2 separate regions of the Homo sapiens genome follow, and region 1 is linked to region 2. The links are chromatin loops, found by intact Hi-C in ENCODE. Cell type or tissue: mammary epithelial cell. All regions are shown on one strand. Each heading gives the region's core, and the rest is flanking DNA. Links, peaks and the distances in the headings are about the cores only.

Region 1 (2,923 bases), core at 306-2,805, 150 kb before region 2:
GAAGGCTCACTCCCTCCCCAAATAGGCTACTAAACAGGACTGCTGGTGACATAGTAACTGGCTTCCCTCTAGAGCTTATCTATCACTTACATTAGACACAAAGACCACCCCTGGTACATAGGGAACTACACCAGGGCAAGAATACCAGGAGGTAGAGATTATTGGGGGTCATCTTAGAGGCTGCCTACCAGATAGGACCTCTGTCCACCTATGACCCCAGTCTCTCTCACAAAATACACTCGTCACCTTCCAAAAGGGCCTAAGGGTTCCAGAATTTAGCATTTAAATCACATCCAAGTATGTATGAGACACTTCGGGTATGGTTTCTTAAGTATGCCCACTCAAATACATAGAGAGAAACCTTACTGCACAAACCAGAAAACGCCACTACATCTGTTTTGTTTTGTTTTTTGAGATGGAGTTTTGCTTTTGTTGCCCAGGCTGGAGTGTGGTAGCATGATCTCGGCTCACTGCAACCTGTGCCTCCCTGGTTCTAGCGATTCTCATGCCTCAGCCTACTGAGTGGCAAGGACTACAGGCATGCACCACCATACCTGGCTAATTTTGTATTTTTAGTAGAGACAGGGTTTCATGATGTTGGCCAGACTGGTCTCGAACTCCTGACCTCAAGTGATCCACCTGCCTCTGCCTCCCAAAATGCTGGAATTACCGGTGTAAGCCACTGCACTTGGTCTGCCACTACATTTGGGCAAGAGGTTGACCCCTTTACTCTCAAAGTAAAAGTCTGGTATTGTACCAACCAAGCCACATAGGTCCTAAGAAGATATGCTTATTCATATTGAGAAATGATTTTAGCACATATCACTAATGTTGACTGGTATTGTAAATGAATTATTGGACTCAGAAAAGACAGCTAAGGAGGTGGTTTGAATTCCATGGAGTCAATTCATTGAACAGAAGTGTATTCATGTACTCTGAACATTACTTGTATTCGCTAGTGAGCTGTTACCTGTTTGTTTTTCTTTCTTTTTTTTTTTTTTTTTTTTGCACTAAGTCTAAGAAATCAAACTGGTTTATATAGGATTAATGTAAATAGGATCAATACAACAGTCCTTACTCATTTACCTAAGATTTGTAAAAGGTAAGACTGAAGAGGTGGAACCAACTGATTGCCTTCAGCAAATAGTTATTGAACTTAACATTCGCACCCAAAAAAAGACTTTTCTGGTGACCAAGAAAAACAACAAAACTAATGACAAAGGCAGAGAGGTGGAGAGCAACTAGTTTAAAACAATAAAGTTATTATATGTTGTCAAATACTTATTAAAGCAAATAATTAATAAAGGAAGAGAATGTCCTGGCAATTAACAGAAGTAAATGTGGGTTTATACAACGTAGTAATAAAAAAGCATCTCAGCTGAGCGTATGCTTTTGTTTGTCCGACACCTGGGAGGAAAGGAATTTTCCAATGTAGGACGGTGTGGATCAGTGAAGTAGGTGAGTTTTGGGAGAATGGTGAGATTTCAAAGGTGGGAAAGAAACACATAACAAAGAGCAGAAGCAGAAATGAGGGTTTTCAGAAACTGTTGAATGCATGAAAACCTAGGGACTTGGTTTTTGTTTTTTGCGTGTCGATTTAGCTGTAAAACTCATAGCAGAGGATGGTTTCGATCCATCGACCTCTGGGTTATGGGCCCAGCACGCTTCCGCTGCGCCACTCTGCTAAGCGGTTTCTGAAGACCACTGATCTTAATTTCAATCATCAAAATCACCTTTCAGTACCGACAAAATTTTCATTGTCTAATTATTTCATTTTGTATCTGATCGTTTACACTGTCCCTATCTCTGCCAAGCAAGTCGAAGATTCGCTACCCGATAATCAGATGGCCTCAGGTCATAACCTCCAGATCTGTGCTTTTCCAACCTGCCAAAGATCGTCTGAGCCTCTTAGCAAGCACTCGTTTATCATAGCGAGCCTAGGAGGAGGGCGCCAAGCAAAACACTAGGTGTAGTCTTCTCGAGTAGAATCCAGGCAGTCGTGGAGCGAACGCAGCTGCCACCGGAGAGGAATCGTGTTAACAGTCTTATTTGTTTCTGTCAAAAAATTTCATAGACAACCGTAGAAGAGATGTTTTCCCCTTGATGCAGTAAAAATGATTAATTTTATTAAAGTTCAACTCGAGTTGTGTGTGTTCTGTGTGACGAAATGGGAAGTATACATAAAGGACTTCTGTTGCATACCTCAGCACAATGTTATCTCCCGAAAAAGCACTCCTCCAACTTATTCCGTTGCAAGCATAACTAGTGGCTTTTTCAGAAAACACCATTTTTATTTGAAAGAATGATTAAGAAGCTATGGTTATTAAGACTTGGTATTTGACAGACATGATTTTTTTTTTTTAATTTTTAATTAACCAAGTGAGCCTGCCACTTCAAGGAAAACAACTGACAGTATTTGTGACCAATGATAAGATTGGGGCTTTCTAGCAAAAAATTTGAATGTTGCAAAACTTGTATCCATTATCATGAGCTTGACAACTTCCAACTTCTGACTTTAATGAAATTGTTCGTGATAGCAGTGTAATTTTAAGAAGTTTAGTTGACAGTAAGTATTGTACGTATATATGGGATATAGAGTGATATTTCGATACATGTATAAATATGTAATGATCAAATGAGAGTTTTTTCATTTGCTTGCAAAGGCACAAGATTTTAAGCAAAACAAAAACGGTGCCCCTGAAATAAAGAGGATAAACCTGATGTGTAGCTCAAATTATTACATGACAGCTGCAATTTCGATTGGATCCCTTTTGGCGCCGTTTTGACAGAAACACGAAAAAATAATAATAAACTAATAAAGATAAGATCTTCCTCTTCTTGTAGCTTATATCAATCAGGGAACAGAGCTTTTAGGAAGTCCCTGAACACCAGCTCTCGTTTGTAGCTTCCTTTATGATGACGC
Region 2 (2,923 bases), core at 244-2,743:
CTCATGAACAATCTATAAATTTCTTTCTTAACCCAACTGAAGCGTGGAAGCGCATTGTGAAATGCAAAATGCCGTGCAAACGAGACCGGGTAGATATACTCCCTTGGGTTGGTGTGAGCCTAGAGACTTAGGGACCTCATCAGAGCAAGAAAGTGCAAGTAGGCTTTTCTGCATCATTTTCTGGCCCTCCAGTTCAGACACAAATCAAAAGTTAGTCCCTTCTTGAAAGCCATTAGCATTCATCAAGGAGCCTCAATGAGAGGAAGTTTCAAACAAAAACTAAATGTGTCAGGCCCAGATTTACGGTGAGGGTCTGATTCCACTTCCTTGCGGGGTCAGTTTGGGTCCAGGTGAGAGAGGTACAGTGGTCTCTAGTTTTCTGGAAACGGTACTGCTGATAGGGCAAGGACTCCTTGCGGCTGCCCCAGAGAGGTTGGCTTGTCTTATCCAACTTGCACTTCACGTTAGAGTTTCTAATGAACTCGCAGACTCCAGTTTCTTGCCCAGGAAACCATTTTTACCGTATTTTGTTCTTTTGACCGTTTCTTGTCAGTTAGCTGGTGTAAATTCTGTTTAAAGATGTGAAGGGAGCCTTCTCCATTCGTGTAGTCGTGGCCGAGTGGTTAAGGCGATGGACTAGAAATCCATTGGGGTCTCCCCGCGCAGGTTCGAATCCTGCCGACTACGGGATGTTTTACTGAGAACAGTTCAGCGAGGAAATAGGATCTCACATTTGCTTTCAGTTTGGGAGTAAAGAAACTCGTGATAGAGCCTCTGCGTGTCACCTAACATAGCCTGAACTTTTGCCGACTTCGGGATGTTTTACTGAGAACAGTTCAGAGAGGAAATACGATGTCATATTTGCTTTCAGTTTGGGAGTAAAGGAACTCGTAATAGAGCTTCTGCGTGCCACTTAACGCAGCCTGAACTTTTGCCGACTTCGGGATGTTTTACTGAGAACAGAGAGGAATCGTATTTACTTCAGAGAGGAAATACGATGTCATATTTGCTTTCAGTTTGGGGGCGAGGGAACTCGTGATAAAGCTTCTGCGTGCCACTTGACGCATCCTGAACTTTAAAAATACATCTGCAGACTCTTTATCTATTTTACCTCAACGGAGCGCAGGTATTGGTCCCACCTCTGCTTTTCCTGTCTTTGAAACCAACCGATGCACCTTTCGGGATTTGTAACTCCTATGTTAGCTAGGGCTCCAACCATGGTTGAACATAGACGGAAACCAGTGCGTCACAAAGGAGGCTAGCGAGAGTTCTTTTTTAAAAGGGTCTGACAAAGCGTCCGAGGAATGAAGGAGGAACTGGAGAGGATTCGCGGTTGGGCGGAGACACGTTCGCTGAATTGCCTTGCGTATATTTGGTAGGGGAAACGTGTGACTACAGAGCAAAGAAAGATGGACAATAGCGAGTAACTTCACAGGGATTTCCTAAGAGCTCCATTTTCACGTCAATTCCTCGTTAGTATAGTGGTGAGTATCCCCGCCTGTCACGCGGGAGACCGGGGTTCGATTCCCCGACGGGGAGGAGGCTTAAACTTTTTTTTAGAAAAGCACACTTCCGGTAAACACAGTCTCTAGTCTTCTGGGCAAATGTTGGGTTCTCTTTTTCTTTAGCAGAGTTCTTTCAAACCAACGAAATACTGATCGCAAAAACCATAAGCTGTAGAAATCATGAGGTTCTGTAATAGCAAGAAAATTTCCACTCTGCACTGTAATCTCCATCACAGTGGAGAAACCGGGTAGATACCATCTTACCCAAGTGATTGAATCAGTATTGGGACGAATCTACATTATATACCTTTTTTACAGGATGTGCTCATGAGAGCACAACGTCACTTTTGTGGTATTCTTGGCAAAAATATGTAATCTAAATCAGAAAACATCAGACAAACCCATATTGAGGGAGATTTTAACAAAATAACTGACTTGTACGCCTCAAAAACTGCAATTACTTTTGCATCAACCTAGTAACAGGCAAGCAGGGAGGAAAAATAAATAAATAAATAAATAAATAAATAAACAAATAAATAAAATAACAAAGTTACAGAACACAAAGAAAGGCTGACTAAATAGTCCACATTATAGAAGATCTTAAAGATATGACAGCAACATATGGTCTGGAATTTTTATCTTAAAGGACATTATTGAAATAGTTGGTGAAATCTCAATAAAGTCTATAGATTTTATAATATTATGAATGTGAATTCCTGATTGTATTAATTGTTCTATGGTTATAGAACAAAATGTCTTTAAGAAAATTCACACCTATTTACAAAATACGTATTTAAGGGTAAGGGGAGGTATGTGTCTTCAAACTCACTGTCAAATAGTTCAGAAATATACATTTATGTATATATATGAGAGAGAGAAGGAAAAGAAAATATAGGAATATCCTTAATGTGCTAATATTGAGGGAATTGGGGTGAAGGGTGCTCAGGAATTATCTGTATTATTCATGTACTGTGTCTGTCAGTCTAAAATAATTTCAGAATGGAAAGTTAAAAGGAGAAAAGCCTAATAAAACTATAAATGAAAATATACGAATTAAAATGTAAAAGGGCAAATATACAATTTTGAACAATGCATATGACAAGAGTGACGACTACATTAATGAATAGGAATTTAGAACTGATGAAGGAGTGGGATTCAAAATGTTATAAGTGAGCAAGAAAATTCATAACATGTGACAAAAGCTACATAAAGAGTGAATGCCTGAAACAACATTGTTTCGTAATGATTACATGTTGGAATATGAAAACAAATGGTACTAAATTTCAAAACAGCAACGACAATATAAAATGGAAAGGTATGGCGAAATCCAAATCATTCTAAGCTCCTTTATAATAAGGTAGGAATTAGAAGTGTACCTAGTATATACCCTCGACCAACGCTGAATGGATGAATATTAA

What was found. A loop is a pair of places that touch in the nucleus more often than their neighbours do. Peaks named below come from ENCODE experiments on the same cell type or tissue, not always from the same donor. Only the 100,000 strongest peaks of a DNase experiment are listed, where the experiment ranks them.
Region 1: it touches region 2 in a loop (8-fold over the local background); 13 of 110 quality-filtered maps call a loop at or near these places.

Annotation. Positions count from the first base shown.
Region 1 is chr6:27,331,372-27,334,294 of GRCh38, forward strand. It overlaps TRX-CAT1-5 (tRNA-iMet (anticodon CAT) 1-5), which reads right to left and starts at 1,685; the gene lies at 1,614-1,685. RefSeq lists a silencer at 1,610-1,689. In mammary epithelial cell, for the core only: no CTCF peak of the experiment used is centred there; DNase peaks (open chromatin) are centred at 1,570 and 1,750; H3K4me3 peaks cover 1,031 bases.
Region 2 is chr6:27,478,207-27,481,129 of GRCh38, forward strand. TRS-AGA2-2 (tRNA-Ser (anticodon AGA) 2-2) reads left to right here and starts at 606; the gene lies at 606-687. It overlaps TRD-GTC2-6 (tRNA-Asp (anticodon GTC) 2-6), which reads left to right and starts at 1,468; the gene lies at 1,468-1,539. RefSeq lists a silencer at 1,521-1,580. In mammary epithelial cell, for the core only: no CTCF peak of the experiment used is centred there; DNase peaks (open chromatin) are centred at 635 and 1,335; H3K4me3 peaks cover 1,659 bases; H3K27ac peaks cover 1,223 bases.